Linked DNA regions of Homo sapiens: region 1 is linked to region 2. Evidence: read pairs that join two places in POLR2A ChIA-PET (ENCODE). Cell type or tissue: Panc1. All regions are shown on one strand. Each heading gives the region's core, and the rest is flanking DNA. Links, peaks and the distances in the headings are about the cores only. Region 1 overlaps PILRA (paired immunoglobin like type 2 receptor alpha). Region 2 overlaps TSC22D4-C7ORF61 (TSC22D4-C7orf61 readthrough).

Region 1 (5,000 bases), core at 1-5,000, 74 kb before region 2:
AGGTGGGCAAATCACTTGAGGTCAGGAGTTCAAGACCAGCCTGGTCAACATGGTGAAACCCCGTCTCTACTAGAAATATAAAAATTAGCTGTGCATGGTGATGCGCCCCTGTAATCCCAGCTACTTGGGGGGCTGAGGCATGAGAATCGCTTGAACCTAGGAAGTGAAGGCTGCAGTGAGCTGAGATCACACCACTGCACTCCAGCCTGGGTGATAGAGCGAGACTCTGTCTCAAACAAAAAAAAAAAAATTAAAATCAACCACTTATGATTTTTTTTTTAATTCTGCAGAACAAAAACCACAGCACTTTTCTCCTGAGAATGAATAAGAGGGTCAGGGAATTGAAGAGAAAGTTTGACATAGTCACTGAGGAAATGGGAAGTGGAGTTTGAGGATTCAGCTCAGATACGAAACTGTAAATCTATGATAGCAGTGTTGTGCATGGCTGCATTTTTCCCCAGCAGTAGTCAACCATTCAGATTTTGAGACCTTAGTGATTTGTGTTGGTCAGGAATTGTTGTCAGTTGCTACCACCAGGGACCAGAAGTAAAAGTAGCTTAAACAAGACAGAGTTGGGTTATTTTTTTCCTCTTGTAAACAGATCTGGAAGCAGACAGCACATCACTGTTCTTAGACACTCAGGTTCCTACCTTTCTGATTCACCAGCCCTGATGCTGGCTTCTGTCCCAAAGGTTGCCTCATAGCCCAAGACGGCTGCAAGGATTCCAGCCACTATTTCTGGGTTCCTGGCAAAAAATAGGAGGAAGGAAGAAAGGAAAAAAAAAATACTATGCCTCAACTCTCTGTTCCCTTTTAAAGAGTCTTTCTGAAAGACCTAACAACAACTTCTTCACGTGTGAGAGCCCCGGCCCTCTCCACACAGCCGATCCCCGCCCCTCCGACCCAGTTTATATCTTATTGGCTAGAATTTGGTCACATATCCCACAGCTATCTGTAGGGGGAACCCTCCCACTCCAAATACAATCAATTTTCTGTAACTAAGAATAATTGAATAGATATTGGGTAATCAAATACCATTTCTGCCATAAGACACCCCCAGGATTAGAGACTTGCCAGCTAAGTGTGGCAGAAAGACAGGAGATCACAGGTCAAGGAGCTAGTGAGAAGGCAGGAATGAAGAGCAGAGGGGTCAGCAGGGAGTCTGAATAATCTGTAGAAAAGTAGATTATCACGGGATAAGAGTTCAATGAAGTCTAAGAGCAGGTACAGTGGCATAATGACAAAAGACAGCTGGAATGCTTCCAAGCTTATTCTGTGAGGTCAGCATTACCATGATACCAAAGCCAAACAAAGACACTACAAGAAAAACAAAAACAGAAACAAAACAAACTACAGACCAATAACTCTGATAAATATTGATGTAAACATCAACAAAATACCAGCAAACCAAATTCAACAGCACGGCAAAAGAATTATACACCATGGGCCAGGCACAAGAATCACTCAAACCTGGGAGGCGGAGGTTGCAGTGAGCCGAGATTGTGCTACTGCACTCCAGCCTGGGTGACAGAGTGAGATTCTATCTCAAAAAAAAAAAAAAAAAAAAAAAAGGAGCTGAATTGAAAAAAAATAGATTAATATACCAACGGAATAGAATACAGAGTCTAGAAATAAACCCTTGCGCATATGGTCAAAAGACTTGACAAGGGTGCCATGAGCACTTAATGGGCAAAGGACAATCTCTTCAACAAATGGCATTGGGAAAACTGAATATCCAAACCAAAGAATGTAGTTGGATCCTTATCTTATACCATATACAAAATTTAACTCCAAATGGATTAAAGACCTAAATGTAAGACCCCAAACCATAGGGAAAAAGCCTCATGACACTGGGTTTGGCAATAATTTCTTGCCTGTGATACCAAAAGCACAAGCCACAAAAGAAAAAATAGACAAATAGGACAACATTAAACTTAAACATGTTTTTTCATTACAGGACACAATCAATAGAATCAAAAGGCAACCTATAGAATGGGGAAAATATTTGTAAATTATATATCTGATAAGGAGTGAAAATCTGAAATATATAAAAATTCCTATAATTCAACAACAAAAAAATCAACCCAATTTAAAAGTGGGCAGTGGATTTTAACAGACATTTCTCCAGAGATGATATATGCTATGGTCTGAAATGTGTCTCCTCAAATCATGTATTGGAAACTTAGTCCCCAGTGTGACAACTGGGAGGTAGTGTGTTTTGGGAGGTGCTTAGGTCATGACGGCTCTGCCAAACGGATTAATGCCATTATAAAAAGGGATTTCAGGAGTGGGTTCACTGTCTTCTAATCTTCTGCCATGTGAGGACACAGTAATCCTCCCCTCTGAAAGACACAGCAAAAAGCAAGATGCTGGCACCTTGATCTTGGATTTCCCAGCCTCCAGAACTGTGAGAAATAATTTTTGCTTTGCTTTGCTTTGTTTTACTTTTCAGCAACCTCTTGTCCAACAGAAGAAACAAATTTGTTTTTTTATAAATTATACAGGCTCAGATATTCTTATATACATTAGCAGCACAAAATAGACTAAGACAGTATACAAATCACCAACAAGCAGATGAAAATGGCCAACTAATCATCAGAGAAATGCAAATCAGAACTACAGAGAGCTATCTCCTTATACCCAGAAGGACAGCTACTATTTAAAAAGTGTGTAAATGACAAGTGTTGGGAAGAATGTGAAGAAATTGGGGCCCTTGCGCACTGTTGATGGGGGCTATAAAATAGTGCAAATGATACAGAAAAAAAGCATGGCCTTTCCTCAAAAATTTAAAAATAAAGGCCAGGAGTGGTGGCTCACACCTCAAATTCCAGCACTTTGGGAGGCTGAGGTGGCAGATCACCTGAGGCCAGGAGTTCGAGACCAGCTTGGCCAACATGGTGAAACACCATTTCCACTAAAAATACAAAATTAGCTGGGTGTGGTGGCGGGCACCTGTAATCCCAGCTACTCAGGAGGCTGAGGCAGGAGAATCACTTGAACCCGGGAGGCAGAGGTTGCAGTGAGCTGAGATTGTGCCACTGCACTCCAGCCTGGATGACAGAGCGAGACTTCATCTCAAAATAAATAAATAAATAAATAAATAAAGCTACCATACGATCCAGCAATCCCACTTTTGGGTACATACCAAACAGAACTGAAAAGAAAGGTCTTGAAGAGATATTGATACACCCATGTTGATAGCAACACTATTTTCAATGGCCAAGAGGTGGAAGCAACCCAGATGTCCATCAATGAATGAATGGATGAACAAAATGTGGTTTATACATATAATGGAATATTATTCAGTGTTTAAAAGAAATTCTGGGCCAGGTGCAGTGGCTCACACCTGTAATCCCAGCACTTTGGGAGGCCAAGGTGGGTGGATCACCTGAGGTCAGGAGTTCGAGACCAGCATGACCAACGTGGTGAAACCCTGTCTCTACTAAAAATACAAAATTACCCAGGCCTGGTGATGGGCGTCTGTAATCTCAGCTACTTGGGAGCTTGAGGCAGGAGAATCGCTTGAACCAGAGAGGCAGAGGTTACAGTGAGCCTAGATCACACCACTGCACTCCAGCCTGGGTGACAAGAGCGAAACTCTGTCTCAAAAAATAAAGAAAAAAAGAAATTCTGACACATACTACAGTATAAACGAAACTGGAAGACATCAAGCTAGGTGAAATAAGGCAGTCACAAAATGACAAATATTGTATGATTCCACTTTTCGGTGGTGCCTAGAGATATTAAATTAATAGGAACAGAAAGTAGAATGGTGGCTGTCAGAAACCGCAGGGAGGAGGGAGTAGGGGTTCTTTAAAACTGTTTCAGTTTTGCAAGATGAAAAGGTCCTGGAGATGTTTCACAACAGTGTGAATATACTTAACACTAATGAACTGTACACGTGGTTAAAAGTGAATTCTAGTGTTTTGTTTGTTTTTTTGTTTTTTTTTTACCGTAAGTAAAATAAAACATAACCTAAAGAGAGGGAAAAAACAGAGGGACAGAAGAGTGCTGGAAAGAAAGCTGCAGCATGGAAATGATACTAGCAATTAATATTTCAGAGTTCTCAGTCTAAACATTAAAAAAAAAAAAAAAAGTCCTGTAGAAGTGGAAGGGGAGGTCCCTGGAGTTGAGGGGTACCTCAAGGCCTGGGTTCAGAGGGTGTCTCTGTGGACATGGAGCCCTCCTGGGAGGAGGCTAGATGGTGGAGGGGATGTCTGTGGACCAGGAGCCCACTGCTTGGGAAACACTGCAAGGATGCCACGGGGATGGGAGGGGCAGGACACAATGGGAGAGGCAGCAGAGGATTCAGGGTGGGACCAGCCAGAGGGGAGGGGAAGCCTAGTGGTGGCAACAGAATTTGAACAGCCACAAACATGAGTCCCAAGCACGACGCTCCCAAGGCTGGAGGGCAGACATAGCCGCCACCCAGAAGGAAAGCACAGGCACGGTCTCCCTGAGGACCTGGAGGGAATGGGGGCGGGGTGCCAATGTCAAGGGAAGGGGAGGGGAGGGGAGAAGTGACTGGGCGAGGGCTCAGCGGTGGAGGGAGCCAGGTTGGGGCTGAGCAGAGAGCTCAAGAGAGAAAGAAACCAAGGGAGGGGGTCAGGGTGAAGGGGTCTCAGGAGGTGACATGGAAGACAACAGGGAGGACAGGTGGAGACCTCAGGGTGCCGGCTGAGTCCCAGGCCCTTCCTGATGGGTTTGGGTGGAGCAGCTCTGCTGCTCCGGTCCCTCTAAGGAGGGCCTCAGCCTAGGGCGCAGCAGAGAAGGTGGGATGGAGACTGCCATCACCCGGATGCCACCCTGACTCACTGTTGGTCCCCCTACAGGTCAGCAGCGGACTAAAGCCACAACCCCAGCCAGGTGAGTGCTGGGCCTCCCCAGGGTGGGTTGGGGGGTGCATGTGCAGGCAGTGGGCTGATTTGGGAAACAGGGAGTGTGCTGCTAAGAACCCCACAAACCCAGCCTGCCACGGCCATTGTTGCATCCCCAACTTA
Region 2 (7,388 bases), core at 1,200-6,199:
CTCGCCTCTTCCCCACTAGATGGGGTCCTTCTCCATTGCTGCTGACTCTTCCGCCTGGGACCGGAGCCCAGGCTGCCAGGGAGGGGCCAGCTCACCCACAGGGCCCGTCCTCAGCTGGCCGGGGGTGGGAGCCACGGCGGCTGGCCAGGCCTGGCAAGGGCACCGTGTGCCCGGGGAGCCTGGCCCACACCCAGCCCCGAGACAAGGGGCCCATTCAGGGCCCCCCGCCCCGCCCCCAAGCAGCCACCCGGATCCAGCCCGCAGAGGGGACACACTGGGAAGCCAGGGGTGGATCTTGGGCAACCACCAAAGACCTTATTGTTTCCCAGCCCCCCGCCCAGCACGTGGGCAGACGCCCCCCCACCCCCAATCCTCACTTGCCCCTTCCCAGGACCCGAACCGCTGGCTCCCTTCTCCAGCCTCTGTCTCAATTCCTCCGTCTCCCACGCTTTAAACCTCCCCAGTCTGCAAAAGATCTCAGGGGAGCCCTAAATGGCAGGCGCGACCCCTGAGTCTGAACACAAGCAACGAACGAGATGTCAACCTCCAAATTCAAGTTTCTTCAGAGTTTTTAATTATTATTATTATTTTAATAACAACCTGAATCCCAGAACTTCCAGATACTGTCCACACTCCCTCCCCTGGGCAGAGGAGAGGAGGCACCTCAAGGGAACAAGATGGGGGTGGGGTGTCTGCCGGGGAGCCTCCGACTCCCCCAAGCCGTCTACTGCTGGGGGGTCCCAGGAGGGAGGGTGGGGGTTGGTTCCCTCCCAGAGGGGGCTCCCTCTGACGCCCCGTCCTGAAGCCCTCCCTCCTCCATCAAGGCTGGGGATGATGAGGAGATGGGGCAGGGGCCGGGGGACCAGGCCATTACTGAGCCTTGAACTCCCACCCCGGGGACACGGGGACATTAAAGCTGCATAGGAAGAGGGGGCAGGCGGCTGACGCAAGGCCGGGCAGCCCCAAAGGCACATTGTAAGGGAAGGGAGGCTCAGACGGAGGGCCCATTGGGCGCAGGGGGCCCAAGCCGTGGGACCCCCGAGGAGGGCAGCTGAGCCAGCTGCTCCGGGCTGGCCAGGGCGCGCAGCAGCCCATTCTCCTGCTCCAGCGCAGCGTTCCGCTCCGCCAATTCCCGGATCTGCTCCTTCAGCACCTCCACCTCCTCCCGGACCGCAAACATGAGGTGGGACTTCACCAAGTCCTGGGGGCCCCGGGACAGGCACAGCGTCAACGGGGTGGGTGCCTCATCCCCTGCCCAGTGCCTTGAGGGCTGGGGTGGGAGACAGTCCCCAGTGTCCAGAGGATGAGGGACAAAGCAGGGAAGGGACAGGGGAAAAGGACGAGGGACAGAGGCAGAGTCAGGGCTCAAAGACAGAGATGGGGACCAGTAGCCAGACTAGAGGCTGGGCAAAGTCAAGGGTGGAGGTGGTGGCAGGAGGGGGCAGAGGATGCCCAGCAGCCCAGCAGGGAGAGGGACGGAGGAGCTGGGAGTTGGTGTTCCCTGGTAAGGAAGAGGACAGGGCTGGGGCAGAGGGATGGCTTAAGGGGGCCAGGACCTCCTGGGACCAAGATGGCTTCTCTTACCATGGCTTGCTCGATTTTGTTGTCAATGCCAACCAGGCTTCCGGAGCCACTGGAGAGACACAGGAAGGTGAGGGGAGGAGAGGAGAAGCCTTCCCAGGTGCTGGTTTCTTGGACCACAGCCTCCCGCCCACACCCCCCTGTACCTGTGACAGTAGAGAATGAGGGAGAGGAGGGTTTTGTCCATCCCCCTGCGGGTTGAAGGCCGCTGCCCAGGGCCTCCCAGGCCCCGGTGGGGCGGGGGCCCAGATGTCCCTCGGATGGGGGATGCACCCCGGGGAGAGCAAGGGGAAGAGGCACAGCCCCTTTTTCGGGGCAGCCCCGGAGCCATCCCCACCACTCGGGTCTCATAAGACGACACCAGGGACTTGACAGAGACCCCTGGCTGGGCCATGCCCAAGGGGAAAGGGTCCTTAGACACCCCCCCAATGGAGAGGGATGCAGTGAAGGGAATGCCTGGGGGGCTCAGAGCCCCCCGGGCAGAGCAGGGTCTGGCTGGTGCCAGGCAGGCAGAGAGGAGACAGTGCCTCGGGGGTGCTGGCCTGAAAGATATACACCACCCCCCCAAGGGCAAGGCCTGGCTGCTATTGGCTCCTTGGGGACACGGGGACCCCCCCTCCTTTCAGCTCCTCGGTGGGCGGGAATTCCCAGACACGGTCAGTGCCAGTGTCCCCTTCTCACCCTGGCACCAATCCCAGAGTGGAGGGGAGGGGGCCGGCCGAGGAAGTCAGCTGGTGGCTGGGCCAGGGGAGGGGCGTGGGGCAGAAGCCTGGGTCTGAGCGGGGAGTGAAGGGTGTGAAGGGAGAGGAAGGGGCTGGCCTTCGGAGGCCCCTCGCCACCTCCGACCCCATTCTGTCCCCTCCGTCACTCAAGGCCTTGGGAAAGAGGGTGGAGGTGGCTGGGGTAGGGGGCGTTCTGACGTGCTCGTGGTCTTCCATAGATCATGAGCGCTCTCCCACCAAAAAACCCCACAAGGCTCACATCATGGGTGACCCCTGGGATCTGGCCAGAGGGTCCCTGAGTCTCCAGAGAAGACCAAAAATGGGAAAGGTTACCATGGCAACAGAAACTGAGCCCAAAGCCCTAGAAGATGAATACAGCGTAAAGGCCAGGCGTGGTGGCTCACACCTGTAATCCCAGCACTTTGGGAGGCCAAGGTGGGTGTATCACTTGAGGTCAGGAGTTTGAGACCAGCCTGGCCAACATGGAGAAACCCCATCTCTACTGAAAATACAAAAATTAGCCAGGCGTGGTGGAGGGTGCCAGCAATTCCAGCTACTCAGGAGGCTGAGGCAGGAGAATCGCTTGAACCCAGGAGGTGGAGGTTGCAGTGAGCCGAGATCGTGCTACTGCACTCCAGCCTGGACGACAGAGTGAGATCTTGTCTCAAAAAAAAGCCAGGTGTGGTGGCTCACGCTTGTAATCCCAGCACTTTGGGAGGCTGAGGCGAGTGGATCACCTGAGGTCAGAAGTTTGAGACCAGCCTGGCCAACATGGTGAAACCCTGGCTCTACTAAAAGTACAAAAAATTAGCTGGGCATGGTGGGGGGTGCCTGTAATCCTAGCTACTCTGGAGGCTGAGGCAGGAGAATCGCTTGAACCTGGGAGGCGGAGGTTGCAGTGAGCCGAGATCGTGCCACTGAATTCCAGCCTGGACAACAAGAGCAAAACTCTGTCTTAAAAAAAAAAAAAAAAAAATCGCCTATGGGCCTGGGACCTGGGTCTGGGGTCTCAGAGGAAGCGAGGGTTTGAGGAGAGGAAGGGAAGTGAGCTTGGAGAAGGGACACTGGGAAGAGGAGCAACAGGGCTTGGAAGAGGGCTGGGAGTCTGGGGTGACAGGGTCTGGCTGCAGTCTGGGAAGTGGCCACCAGAGGGCGACTCAGGCCTGGCTCAACAGCCCCCAGGGCCGGGCTCCAGGCTGGCTCCACGACGTTGGGCTCCTGGTCCCAGAACCTGGCTCTCCCTCAAGCCCCACTCTCAGGCCCCACCTGCGCAGGCCCTTGTGCTGACCTCATCCTCCAAGGCTCCCTCTCCCACCCCTCAGGCCCCAGGCTCTTGCCCTGAGGCTCCCGACCCACCCTTGCACCCCTGCACTCTGGCGCTGTGGCGGGATCCCCAGTCCTGCCCTCCAGCCCCCAGCTGGGCCCCCCTTGGAGCAGGGGCCTCAAGGCGCTGCAGCCCACATCCCTGGACTCCCTTGTAAGCCCTCCCTCCTGGCTGTCAGCTCAGACTTGCTTTCCTGCAGGGGGATCAGCACTCAATTCAAGGTGACCCCTGGATAAGGTCCTGCAGCCAGGAAGGGAGCACAAGGGAGCTGGGAATTTTCCATTTCTCATCCCAGCTCTGGGTGCAGAAGGCGCTGACAGGTGGAGCAACTAAGGAGGTGACTAGGCCTGAGCGAGCAGGATGGGGTGGGTGGGGGAAGGGCATCTGGGACTCTTGGGGTGGTGGGAGAGGAGAAGTTGAAGGGTGGAGGTGGGTCTGCCAGCAGGAGGGTCAAAGTAATTTTCGAGCTATTTCAATCAGCAACACCTGGGTGGAGATGGAGCCACCACAGAAAGCCCAATACTGCCACCACCCCATTAAACACTCACAGAGACCAAAGGGGTTGGATACACAGGGATAGGAACATGGGCCCTGCTGGGCAGAGACTCAGGGGTAAAGATGTCAAGTAAGGTGTTCATTCTCACCAGAGATAAAGGAATAATACAGCAATAAACGTTTGTTAGCCGACAGGTGACTGTCTTCTGTTTGTCTAGCGCCTGGGAGTTTTTGCTCTTGTTGCCCAGGCTGGAGTGCAATGGCGGGATTTTCCCTCATTGGAACCTCCACCTCTGGGTTCAAGTGATTCTCCTGCCTCAGCCTCCAGAGTAGCTGAGATTACAGGCATGAGCCACCATGCCCAGCTAATTTTTGTATTTTTGCCGGGGAGCCTCCGGCAAAATGGGGTTTCACCATGTTGGCCAGGCTGGTCTTGAACTCCTGACCTCATGATCCACCCACCTCAGCCTCCCATCTCAGTCCTGGGATTACAGGTGTGAGTCACTGTGCCAGGCCTCTATTGGAACATTCTAACACACACTTCAAGGGACCAGGGCTCTGGCAATGCAGGCCCTTCCCTTTAGGACCCCAAAGCGAGGGGTTGTGGGCACTGTGCTAGAATTCTTTGACAGGGTCCGGGGGAGGAAAGTAGGGGCTGCTGAGACAGGATCGACCTCCACCACAAGCCCAAAAGCAAGTTTGTATGGATTAGAAAATGCCCCCTTCTTCGAGATCCTTAATGCCATCTTCTGGAAAACTGTCGTGACTTCAAGCATTGACTGTGATTTCAAATATGAGCGGCACCCCCTGGAGTTAGTTGTGCAGTGTGTGACATGCACAGTGGGAGACTTAGCCCTGCAGGACTCTTGGTCCTGGGGCGGGGACAGCCCTAGAAGCTGGTCTTCCTCTTTGAGGGTCAAATAAAACGGCCTCAACATGAAGATGAGATAAAAAGCAGGACACCTGGGAGAAATGGGGAGCCTGGGATCTTGGGGACAGGGGCCAGCCCTGCACACTCTCCAGTGGGTTCAGGGGATCCCCCAGGGCCTAGGTCTGGGGCCAAGAAAGTGTCATCCAGCTGCCCTGTCTCTATGCTGTCCCGGATCTGTGGTGTCTTTGGGGCGGGGCTGGGGAGGTCGGGGAGGGGGAAGGGGGGCTGGCTCCCTGCCCTGCTTGGGAGAGCTGTACCTGACTGTCCTAGAGAGAAAGGATATTGTAGACCATTGCCGCCACCTCTTTGCCTGGGACACAGGCATCCCAGTAGGACAGTGGAGAAGGTGTGGCTTTGGAGTTGGACCCAGGCTCCAGCTGCAGTCCAGCCACTTAAACTAGCTGGGTGGCCCTTGGGCAAGTTTCTAAAACCCTCCTGGCCGGGTGAGGTGGCTCATGCTTGTAATCCCAGCACTTTGGGAGGTCGAGGTGGGTGGATCACCTGAGGTCAGGAGTTTGAGATCAGCCTGGCCAACATGGTGAAACCCCGTTTCTACTAAAAATACAAAAATTAGCCGGGCATGGTGGCATGCACCTGTAGTCCCAGCTACTGGGGAGGCTGAGCCAGGAGAATCGCTTAAACCTGGGAGGCAGAGGTTGCAGTGAGCCAAGATCGTGCCACTGCATTCCAGCTTGGGAAACAGAGCAAGACTCCATCTAAAAAAGAAAAAAACAAAAACAAAACAAAAAAAAACCTCCTTCTCTGAGTCTCAGATACTTCATCTGGCAAGTGGGAGAATGGAACTGCTTTTTAGGATTAGAAGGGAGAAGGCAGTACCGGACCCAAGGGAGGCACTGGATAAATAAATGTACCTTTTCTTTCCCAAGTCCCTGGGATCCATTCTGTATAATGCCTGGATCCCCCAGGCCGGTCACTGCCCCCACCCCCATTCCTTCCATCCACTTCTTCACACCTTAATTACCTCCTGCCTGCCGGGAGGGGACAAGGATTTCCAGCCCTGGGGCACGTGAGCATTCTAGATTCACCTGCACCCTCTGTTCGCCCATCCCCAGATTCAGGGACTGGTCAGGCGTCCCCAACTCCCTCCCTGTGATCCAGGCACTGAACATCTCAGCCCACCTTCCCTCTTAAGAGAGAGGTCCCAGGCCACTGGCATCCTGTCCTGCCAGCCCTGTGCACACCAGACAGGAGAGGTGGGGCCTACATGTCCCATTCCTAGGGGGCAGGGGGTGGCCCAACCCAAACCCGCTGGCCTGGCAGGGTGGGGCTTGAGGGGCTGGGCTGGGACAGATCCCCAAGAGCCTTGGAGCACAGCAGGGTGAAGTGGAGGCTGGGAACCGGACCGGTCAGATTGGGGTGTGCAGGGAGGGGGTGGGATGGAGGGAGGCAGGGAGGGAGGGTACAGGGGAAAGACGGAGGCCTCAGGAGGTTGAATCCTCTAAGACAGAGACAGCAGGAGGCTGGGCTGTGAACTCAACAGGGGTGGGGGAGGGACGGGGAGTCCTCTTGCCGGGGAACCTCCCAAGTGGGAGAGGGAGAGGGCGGGAAACGCTGAGAATAGCAGTGATGGCGGCAGGTGACTCTCCCAGCCCTGGCCGACCTCACACCTCGCACATTCCTGAGAGTGGGAATGGGGCGTGCAGAAGCCACCCAGTCCTGCCCAGCCCCGCCCAGCCCCACCCAGCACTGGCACTCTTGCCCTCCGTCCCACCAGCTCCTGGCCACCTCCTTTGCCAGGTCCCTATCCTCCCTGAGGCCGCAGGACCCTATCAGTGGTGGGCTTGAGTCCCTGATCCCAGCGAGTGGCCCCTGATCTGGGGAGGACAGGAAGGAGCGACTCCCATCTGGAATTGGTCCCTCAGGCACCCACTCACCCACTCTCGAAGCCCCACCCCCAATTTCCTTCCAAGCAGGAAGTCCCTCCCCTTGAAAACCTCCCACGGGAAGTCCCACTTCTCCCTCCAAAAGAAAAGCGGTGACTCCCCAGCCCTTCTGCCCGGTTCCTATCAGTCCCCGGGGAGAAGCAGGCAGCCTGGCTATCTCTGACTCACGATTCTGGGCCTCCCTTTTCAGCTTGCTGGCTTTCTTAGGAATGGTGACACCTGGCCCTGAAAACCCACCCAACAGAGCACTGTCCCCTAAAGGGAGAACCCCAGAAAGTCGCTCTCTGCAGTGCTGCCCCTGCCCCTTTGCCGTTCCTAGCTCTGATTCTGTTCCTAGCTGGCCCATCTTAGGGACTTGCTTTCTCGGTTCTAGAAATCTTAGGATCCTAAAGTAGACCCTGTGGGCTATCAGGATGTCACGCTCCACAGGT

Evidence for each region. ChIA-PET counts read pairs that join two places held together with the same protein. Peaks named below come from ENCODE experiments on the same cell type or tissue, not always from the same donor. Only the 100,000 strongest peaks of a DNase experiment are listed, where the experiment ranks them.
Region 1: POLR2A ChIA-PET joins it to region 2 with 9 read pairs; 6 of 35 experiments call an interaction of 5 or more read pairs at or near these places.

Annotation. Positions count from the first base shown.
Region 1 is chr7:100,393,047-100,398,046 of GRCh38, forward strand. PILRA (paired immunoglobin like type 2 receptor alpha) reads left to right here. Exons shown (of 7, transcript NM_013439.3): 4 at 4,833-4,866. Among named protein-coding and RNA genes, the nearest start is that of PILRA, 22 kb to the left of the region's middle. RefSeq lists enhancers at 3,809-3,858, 4,726-5,000. In Panc1, for the core only: a CTCF peak has its summit at 4,860; no DNase peak of the experiment used is centred there.
Region 2 is chr7:100,465,968-100,473,355 of GRCh38, forward strand. TSC22D4-C7ORF61 (TSC22D4-C7orf61 readthrough) reads right to left here. Exons shown (of 6, transcript NM_001395846.1): 4 at 1,585-1,633. TSC22D4 (TSC22 domain family member 4) reads right to left here. Exons shown (of 5, transcript NM_030935.5): 4 at 1,585-1,633; 5 at 552-1,201. The coding sequence ends at 992. Among named protein-coding and RNA genes, the nearest start is that of SPACDR, 5.4 kb to the left of the region's middle. RefSeq lists silencers at 3,365-3,534, 3,575-3,724 and enhancers at 5,732-6,518, 6,519-7,303. In Panc1, for the core only: CTCF peaks have their summits at 3,453 (motif pointing right) and 3,655; a DNase peak (open chromatin) is centred at 3,444; H3K27ac peaks cover 389 bases.